2 separate regions of the Homo sapiens genome follow, and region 1 is linked to region 2. The links are chromatin contacts, found by Hi-C or POLR2A ChIA-PET in ENCODE. All regions are on one chromosome and are shown on one strand. Each heading gives the region's core, a stretch centred on a gene start or an enhancer-like site at or near the end of the contact. The rest is flanking DNA. Distances are from core to core; before and after follow the strand shown. Region 1 holds the start of PFDN5 (prefoldin subunit 5). Region 2 holds the start of CSRNP2 (cysteine and serine rich nuclear protein 2).

Region 1 (4,377 bases), core at 1,308-3,807, 2.2 Mb after region 2:
GCAAGACCCATCCTAGGGCATTAGGACTCCTGCCCTCACCCCAGGTTCTTTCCCAGGTCTGAATCTTGCCTCTCTTGTGCCCCATTTTCCTCCTATCCTAGTTAGTTCCCTGGCATGCCTGGACCATTAACCCTTAGCTCCCTTCTGTTCTTCTCTTGTAACCAAGGGCCAAAGGAGTTTCTCATTGGTTCAATCCTCTCCACTCACCCACCCCCACCACCAATGGTGTTTTCCTATGTATTCTGTTTTAGAGCCCTTACTTTGTATTTCCTCCTTTTCTTTTCCCAGCCCCTTGTTTCTGGGTAATCTCTGGGATGTGACTGACCGCGACATTGACCGCTACACGGAAGCTCTGCTGCAAGGCTGGCTTGGAGCAGGCCCAGGGGCCCCCCTTCTCTACTATGTAAACCAGGCCCGCCAAGCTCCCCGACTCAAGTATCTTATTGGGGCTGCACCTATAGCCTATGGCTTGCCTGTCTCTCTGCGGTAACCCCATGGAGCTGTCTTATTGATGCTAGAAGCCTCATAACTGTTCTACCTCCAAGGTTAGATTTAATCCTTAGGATAACTCTTTTAAAGTGATTTTCCCCAGTGTTTTATATGAAACATTTCCTTTTGATTTAACCTCAGTATAATAAAGATACATCATTTAAACCCTGTTTTGCGTAGTTTATCTGAGAACATTTAAAGACACGGCATGACTGCCCCCTTCCTACTATGTGGTACTGTAAGCTGACAGGAACAGGTTACAGCAGATCAAGTTTGAGTGCTTGGGGAAGAAAGGCAAAGACACAGGACAAAGCCTGCTGGGCCTGGCTGGGCCTCAGCAGACAAATCTGGAGGAGAAAGGGGCATCAAAATGCTAAGTAGAGACAGGCCCAAGGAAGGGTAGTGATAGACCCTTTGAGAGTGTTTTGGCCAGGTACCATCCGTCCGTCCTGTCTTCCTGCCGCAGGTATCTTTGGAGTGGCACTAGTGTTTTGTTTTTTGTTTTTGTTTTTTTTTGAGACAGAGTCTTGCTCTGTTGCCCATGCTGGAGTGCAGTGGCGCAATCTCGGCTCACTGCAACCTCTGCCTGCTGGGTTCAAGCGATTCTCCTGCCTCAGCCTCCTGAGTAGCTGGAACTACAGGCACATGCCGCCACGTCCCACTAATTTTTGCATTTTTAGTAGAGACAGGGTTTCACCATATTGGCCAGGCTGGTCTCGAACTCCTGACCTTGTGATCCACCCTCCTCAGCCTCCCAAAGTGCTGGGATTACAGGCGTGAGCCACCGCGCCCAGCCATGGCACTAGTTTTAATGCCTCAGTTGCCCTGCCTGCCTCCTAAGTAGATGTTAAAGGCTACTGCTGTCTGCCCATGTACACCTGTTACACTTACCAATGTGTAACTTTAGCAGTAGAGTCTGTGGATCTGTGGAGTTCTAGTGTGGTTTTTCTCTCCAATTGTTAAGCTCAAGGGAAGCAAGTATCTTACACTCTCACGTATCCCTCACATACAGCACATGGTAAAACCTTTTTTTTTTTGAGACAGAGTCTAGCTCTGTTGCTAGTGTGCACAATCACAGCCTACTGCAGCCTCAACTCTCCAGCTCAAGCGATCCTCCCACCTCAGCCTCCCATGTAGCTGGGACTACAGGCGTGTGCCACCAGCCCGGCTAATTTTTGTATTTTTTGTGGAGACGGGGTGTCGCCGTGTTGCCCAAGCTGGTCTCAAACTCCTGGGCTCAAGCAATCTGTCCTTCTCGGCCTCCCAAAGTGCTGGGATTGCAGGCGTGAGCCACCATGCCCGGCCAAAATATTTTATTGATTAATTTGTGCTGTACTTGGTTGACAATGGCGCTTCCTTGCTGTTCTCCCACCACCTCACTGGCAACGGGTGATAAACCCTTTTTCAGATCCTACTACGTGTCAGCCTACTTCCGGCTGGGGGAAGATGGTTATAGCGAGAGGGGAAGAATTGGTTCAGTGATGAGAACATGGTTGGTTCCTGCCTTCGACAAGCTTTCAATCTAATGCCTGTTTTTTTCCAAGGACAATTCAGAACGGTCTGACAAGGGATTTTTTTTTTTTTCCTGCCTTTCGGCCTCAGAGGCCATCTGGGAAAAAGAGTTTAGAATTTCCCTGCCATTTCCATGCCGTGCTGGGAGGAACATTTGAAATCGGGCCTGGCGGGGTACCAGCAGGCAGCAATAGCAAGCGGGGTGGAGAGGAGCAGGGCCAGGCCCCCGAGCCGTCGCCATGGCAATCCAGCCTGCTTTCCAGTAGCTTATACCACCCACGTGGAGTAGCATACACTACTTTGTAATATCGTGGTTGTGTCGTGAGAACTTTAAGATTTTGCAGTTCCTTGTAGGCAGGAGTCCTGTTTGCTGCTACTTTACAATACTAGGCTTAAGACATTTTATGAAATGAACTCACACAACAGTCTCTGAGAGGCTCAAGCCCCTCCTTCCCTTCCGGGACGGAGGATCATAGAGCTGTCTGGCGCAGCGAGGCCTCCCGGCGCCACCGAGACGCGCAGAGGACGGCTAGAGCGTTGCTCGCCGAGAGACTTCCTCTTCGTTAAGTCGGCCTTCCCAACATGGCGCAGTCTATTAACATCACGGAGCTGAATCTGCCGCAGCTAGAAATGCTCAAGAACCAGCTGGACCAGGTGGGGACGGGCCCCAGAGGCACCTCTTTCCTGCTCTACATCCCCCTTGCCCACGCGTACTTCTCGCGCCCGGTTCCAAGTTGGCAGCCTACCTTTCCCAGGCGAAACCTCTATCCGATCCCAGGACCTGCCCCCTCCCCGGCCGCGCTCCTTTCTCCCCTTAGTCCTCTCATTGACCCGCTATCCCGGTCCTCTGTAGGAAGTGGAGTTCTTGTCCACGTCCATTGCTCAGCTCAAAGTGGTACAGACCAAGTATGTGGAAGCCAAGGACTGTCTGAACGTGCTGAACAAGAGCAACGAGGGTATGGGGTAGGCGGGTGAGGGTAACCTAAAGTGGCGAACCTGCTTCTCTCGTCCCACCTCCTAACCCAGTTTTTCTTACCTGAAACGAGAAAATCCATTACATATCGTATACCGCTTCATGAACCCTTTGCATGTTGCCTGCCTAGAATTGAAAAGTACAGGACATTCCTCTGCTCCTATTGCCCCTGTTTCCGTTCTTTTCACACTGTCTGTGGGTGCTGTGCCCTGTTGGAACTCTCTTTAACGTCTTACGTTGGAGCCGCTAACCTTCCCCAGGTGTTTGTCTTCATTGCTTTCACAGGGAAAGAATTACTCGTCCCACTGACGAGTTCTGTATCCTTTCCACAGGAACGGCTACCTGCTGCCTTCTCCCTTTCTCCTTCACTCCCCCAAAAAGCGGGGAGGGGGATTGTTTTGATTACTTCAGATTACCCTCTCCTCACAATGATTTTGAGGATACCCTTTTTTTTTTTCTTTCTTTTTTGAGACGGAATTTCGCTCTGTCGCCCAGGCTGGAGCGCAATGGTGAGATCTTGGCTTACTGCAACCTCCGCCTCCCGAGTTCAAGAGATTCTTCTGCCTCAGTCTCCCGAGTAGCTGGGACTTTAGGTACGCGCCACCACGACCGGCTAATTTTTGTATTAATAGTAGAGTTGGGGGTTTCACCATATTGGCCAGGCTAGTCTCGAACTCCTGACCTCGTGATCCGCCTGCCTCGGCCTCCCAAAGTGCTAGGATTACATTACAGGCGTGAGCCACTGCCCCCGGCCAAGAATACTCTTATTACACACTTTGTAGCTCTTTTATCTGACTTCACACCAACATCCAGCTAATGTCTTGTGAACACCAAGGAGTATGTATAGTTGAGATGTAATATTTCCCTTTGCTGTTTGAGAACATTAATATGGAGATAAAGCTGGTGGTTTACACTTTGCTAATATCTTAGAAGATACAGGCAATAGACAAAAATAGGAGGATATAGAAACAGGGAGCTTGGCTCTGTTAATCTTCAACTTCAGCTTAATTGTGGCTCATTTCTAAACTGTCACTAAGAAACCTGGATTGTGTTCACTTGTTCAGTGTTTTATTTGAATGAGCAAGTTATGGCAGTAGGGCATCTTTAATCTGTAGTCTCAGAACTGACAGGCTAAAAGGAACACAGGAATAGTAGTGTGTAGTAGGGAATGGTTTAAAAAAAAAAATTAGCCAGGCACAGTGGTTCACGCCTGTAATCCCAGCACTTTGGGAGGCCAAGGCTGGCAGATCACCTGAGGTCAGGAGTTAGAGATCGGTCTGGCCAACATGGTGAAACCCTGTCTTTACTAAATATACAAAAATTAGCCAGGCGTGGTGGCACATGCTTGTAATCCCAGCTACTCCGGCGACTGAGACAGGAGAATTGCTTTAACCCGAGAGGCA
Region 2 (4,698 bases), core at 1,627-4,126:
TCTGACATTAGCTCCACCATTTTTTTAAAAAGAAAAAAGATTATGTCCCAACAACAATGTAAGATTAAATTTCAACCCAGCTCCCCTTGTCCAACTCTCTGATATGAACTCGACTTTTAGATGAAGATGTTCACTGGGCACCAAGAACAAACCTCCTGTTCACTTCCATGGTGCCCTGAAGAAATCCTTCTTTGGGAGGCTGAGGCAGGAGAATTGCTTGAGGCCAGGAGTGCAAAACCAACTTGGCCAACATAGCAAGACCCTGTCTCTGTATTTTCAAAAAATTGGCCCGGCATGGTGGCACATGCCTGTAATCCTAGCACTTTGGGAGGCCAAGGCGGGCAGATCACTTGAGGCCAGGAGTTCAAGACCAGCCTGGCCAACATGGCAAAACCCCACCTCTATTAAAAATACAAAAACTAGCTGGGCATGGTGGTGTGAGCCTGTCGTCTCAGCTACTTGGGAGGCTAAGGCGGGAGGATTGCTTGAACCCAGGAGGCAGAGGTTGCAGTGAGCTGAGATTGTGCCACTGCACTCCAGCCTGGGTGACAGAGCCAGACCTGCCTAAAAAAATAAAATAAAATAAATAAAAATAAATTTTTTAAAAAAATAAATCTTTCTTTGCAATAGTAACAGAATAGTTTCCATACTTTCCAATTCATCAAATTAATCTTTCAAACTACAACTAGAAAAATCAGTCATTCCTACCTCTCTCAATTATTCATTGGTAGAGGATCAATGCCTGTGTTCAAGAGATACACTTGTAAGTTTTAGCACCTAGGAATGCAGGTAAAAACCGACAGTTAACTGTCAAAATGACCAACTCAACAAATGCTTTTGGAGAAAATAATGCAACTCTCTTTAAAGCTTTTAAATGCCAGTGAAATGAAAGGTCAGCTGACACTTTCTGGCTACATGTCTAATGGTCTTTTCTCAAGAGTTTCTAGCTGAACATTTTCCAAAGTTATATGAAATAGTTAAGATCCAGAGCACAGAATACATCAGGCTAGCACCTAATAAACAGTTCCACCAGAATATGTATATTTTAGTACTAGATCTAAGTTTTTTTCAGGCCTAAAAGGATTCCTATAACCACCAAAACAAACAAACAAACAAACAACAACAACAACAAAAAAAAACAGCATATGTGAGAGCAGCAAGAGGGACTGCCCAGGCAAAATTTTCTGGAAGAATCTATTTGCAAAGTTTAGGTAATATAAGTCTCTTTCTTAAATGAGTCCAAAGTAATAAGCTACATCTCACAGGAGAAAGCCTCTTCACTTGACTGGAACCCAACCTTCTGCTAAAGGTCAAGGAATCAAAACCTCCAGTAAGATGGTCAGGGCTACCATCTGTAGCTGGGTTGGAAGGAAGGCTTGCTGCTGTGTTACCATAAACCTGAATAAAATGACCTGCCCTGTTTCTCCTTTTACAAGATACTGTGGTTGTTTCTCATATACCATGAATTTCATGGATCCATGTGTCTTTGTGATCACCAGGATCATGAACTTACAAAGCACCCAAGTGAAAACCCCCCGCTTAAGTTAGGTGTTTAAAGAAAGCCGTGCACTCACCACCCCCACTCCCCGATTTTTACCCATTCACTAACACAAGGTTAGAATTTTCCATGCCTAAACTACCATCGTGTGGAAGACAGATCTTTGTGGGAACTGGAACATGATGCTGCATTAACTCTCAAGGATATCCAGTCATTTATAACACCGGCACAACCAACATCCTGGCTTTGTGGATTTGCAAGACAGAAAGCCAGTGAAGAAAAAAATCTGAACTATGAATTTACCTTGAACTGAAAACTGCAGGACAAGGGGACAGTGTTGTCTTGTGGGGATAACTTCTAGCATTTCATTCTGAAGAACAGTTTGTGTGTCACACTGCCACTCTCAACCCCTTTAAAAGGATGAATCAAGACCACAGCACTAAAAGGGACGGGTGGCAGTTGGCTGCGTAATTGGGCCTATGAAAAAAGATCAAGCTAGCAACCAGGGCAATTGATGCTTTCATTTTCCCACACGACGCCAGAAATATGGGAGACATCAGGAACCGGAGCGAAGGGACATGTCAAGTCACCAGTTCCTTTTAATGAACACTCCTGCCGAACCCTTCAGCTCTCGGCCCACTTCCCTCTGATTCCTGCTAACCTTCCCGCTCATTCCAATCCTCTGCAGCCCCTACCCAGCCTTCCGCATCCCTTCCTGCCTGCTACTCACAAATTCCCAACCACTCCTCCCACATTTTCCTCTGTTCCCCCTCCCCTTCCTTCACTTTCCTCCATCCTACATCATTCTCCACTCCATTCCGAACTCAATCCTCATCTGCAATCCTGCAGGCTTCCAAGCCGCCCATCGGTCTCCCGCGAGCTGCCCCCGCAGTCCGGGCCAGCGTCCTCGGTGCCCCTCGCTCCCACGCCTCTTCCCGACTCGGTTCCTTCCCAACGGCACCCGACCTCCCCGCCCCCCGACCGCTCCCGTCCGAGCCTCTCATTTCTGACCCCTCCATCCGCACGGCTCTGGGCTTGACCACTCCTCCACGGCCGCCCGAGGGCCGATCCCGAGAAAGGACGAGGCGGCACCCTCCGCCCCGCACCCCTAGGCCCATTACCGGCCCCGCCGCAGCTGCCTCCTCCCGTGATGGTCTCTGCCGCCCCCGCTGCCGCCGCCGCCCTAGCCCGGTGGGAAGGAGGGAGGAGCGAGCGAGTCCCGGGCCCCGCGGCGACGGCCGGGGAGCTCCCAGGGCGGCAGGGCGGGGAGGGAGGGCGGTGGGCAGCCCAGCCGGCAGGCAGAGAGGGCCGGGCGTCTCCGGCAACTCGGGCGCCCCCGGCAGCAGACGCCCAGAACCGCCCCGGCTCCGGCTAACAATAGGATCCGGCCGCAGCGCACTGGCTCTTATAGGCGCCGGCACGTCCTGACCGAGACCCGGGGCTGGCTGGGAAATGGAGTCTACGGGCCGGCCCACACCCAGCAGCATGCCGGGAGTTGTAGGCGGTAACTGCTGCAAAGCCGAAGCCGGCGCGCAAACCGGCTCCCGAGGCGGCAGCTCTGCTGCAACCTTTTAATGGGGGAAGAGAGGAGACTCAGCTACAGATCTTAAATAAACGAATTCTCCTCCAAAGCTCCCTTTTTCTTTCGTGTCCTGACCACACGCCATTAGGAACATGATCCCCCCTTCTCCTCGCTCATGGGGTCTTAGTCTTCAGCAATATGACTTATTGCAGCCTGCGCAGGTTATAAAGAATACAAGCAATATCTTGAGTTATCTACTTATATGAGGGAGTGCTTTGAGTGTTTTCTTTAAAAAAAAAAAAATTGCTGCCGGGCGCGGTGGCTCACGCCTGTAATCCCAGCACTTTGGGAGGCCGAGGTGGGCGGATCACGAGGTCAGGAGATCGAGACCAACCTGGCTAACAAGGTGAAACCCCGTCTCTACTAAAAAATACAAAAATTAGCCGGGCGTGGTGGCGGGCGCCTGTAGTCCCAGCTACTCGGGAGGCTGAGGCAGGAGAATGGCGTGAACCCGGGAGGCGGAGCTTGCAGTGAGCCGAGATCGCGCCACTGCACTGCAGACTGGGCGAAAGAGCGAGACTCCGTCTCAAAAAAAAAAAAAAAAAAATCTTCTCAACTTTGCAAACTAATTTATTTATTTAAATAGAAAAGGGGTTTTCGCCATGTTGCCCCGGCTGGTCTTGCACTCCTGGGCCCAGGCGATCCGCCCGCCTCGGCCTCCCAAAGTGCTGGGATTATACGCATGAGCCACCGCGCCCTTCCGCAACCTATTTTTAAGAAAGGGCGCCAGGCGCGGTGGCTCATGCCTGTAATCCCAGCACTTTGGGAGGCCGAGGCGGGCGGGTCATGAGGTCAGGAGTTCGAGACCAGCCTGACCAACATGGTGAAACCCTGTCTCTACTAAAAATACAAAAATTAGCCGAGGGTGGTAGCACGTGCCTTTAATCCCAGCTCCTCGGGAGGCCGACCCAGGAGAATGGCTTGAACCCGGGAGGCGGAGGTTGCAGTGAGCCAAGACTGCACCATTGCCCTCCAGCACGGTCAACAAGAGCGAAACTCCGTCTCAAAAAAAAAAAGAAAAAGAAAAAGAAAAAAAAGGGGAAAACCAAGATTAAGAAGTCAAAAGTTGTATGTGATTTGCCAAGGACACATAGCCTTGGTTTCTTCTTTGTTGTCTTTCCCTTGAACTATAAGGCTCGGCAAGCTCGAGCTGCATTCTCTTGTCCCCCGACCCCCACCCCGCCCCCTCATTTTGTTCTGTCATCTTGTTTGCTTCTACTTTCCCCCTTCCATACTCTGCTTGAATACACTGGCCTCATTGCAGCTCCTTCAACTGGGCAATCATTCTCTTACCTCAGGGCCTTTTGTCTGGCTTCCACCAGCTAGCCACATACTTACTCCCTCACATAATATCTGCTCGAATGTCCCCATATCCGAGATCTTCCCTAACCATATTTCTTTTTCCCTGCATTAAGAGACAGGATTTCACTCTGTCACCCAGGCTGGAGTGCAGTGGCGCAATCACGGCTCACAGCAGCCTCAAACTCCCGGGCACAAATGCCTAACCATATTTCTAAAATGGTGCTTCTCCTTAGTTTCTATCCCTGTGCCTTATATTTCTTCTTAGCATCCACGTATTTGTTTTTGTCTTGTCTCACTTGACTAAATTCGGTGAGAG

The links. Hi-C counts contacts between places; a loop is a spot of excess contacts on that map. ChIA-PET counts read pairs that join two places held with the same protein, here RNA polymerase II (POLR2A). Pooled maps may share reads with other maps.
Region 1: a pooled map shows a loop between it and region 2 (4-fold over the local background). The contact joins the promoter of PFDN5 here to the promoter of CSRNP2 in region 2. A Hi-C loop is called at or near these places in 2 of 50 pooled maps. POLR2A ChIA-PET finds 5 or more read pairs at or near these places in 2 of 52 experiments (A673 and activated CD4-positive, alpha-beta T cell).

Annotation. Positions count from the first base shown.
Region 1 is chr12:53,292,985-53,297,361 of GRCh38, forward strand. It overlaps PFDN5 (prefoldin subunit 5), which reads left to right and starts at 2,558. Exons shown (of 6, transcript NM_002624.4): 1 at 2,558-2,655; 2 at 2,855-2,957; 3 at 3,260-3,291. The coding sequence starts at 2,584. ESPL1 (extra spindle pole bodies like 1, separase) reads left to right here. Exons shown (of 31, transcript NM_012291.5): 31 at 289-654. The coding sequence ends at 490. RefSeq lists enhancers at 2,241-2,780, 2,266-3,465.
Region 2 is chr12:51,080,720-51,085,417 of GRCh38, forward strand. It overlaps CSRNP2 (cysteine and serine rich nuclear protein 2), which reads right to left and starts at 2,877. Exons shown (of 5, transcript NM_030809.3): 1 at 2,620-2,877. RefSeq lists a silencer at 2,439-2,928 and an enhancer at 3,302-3,928.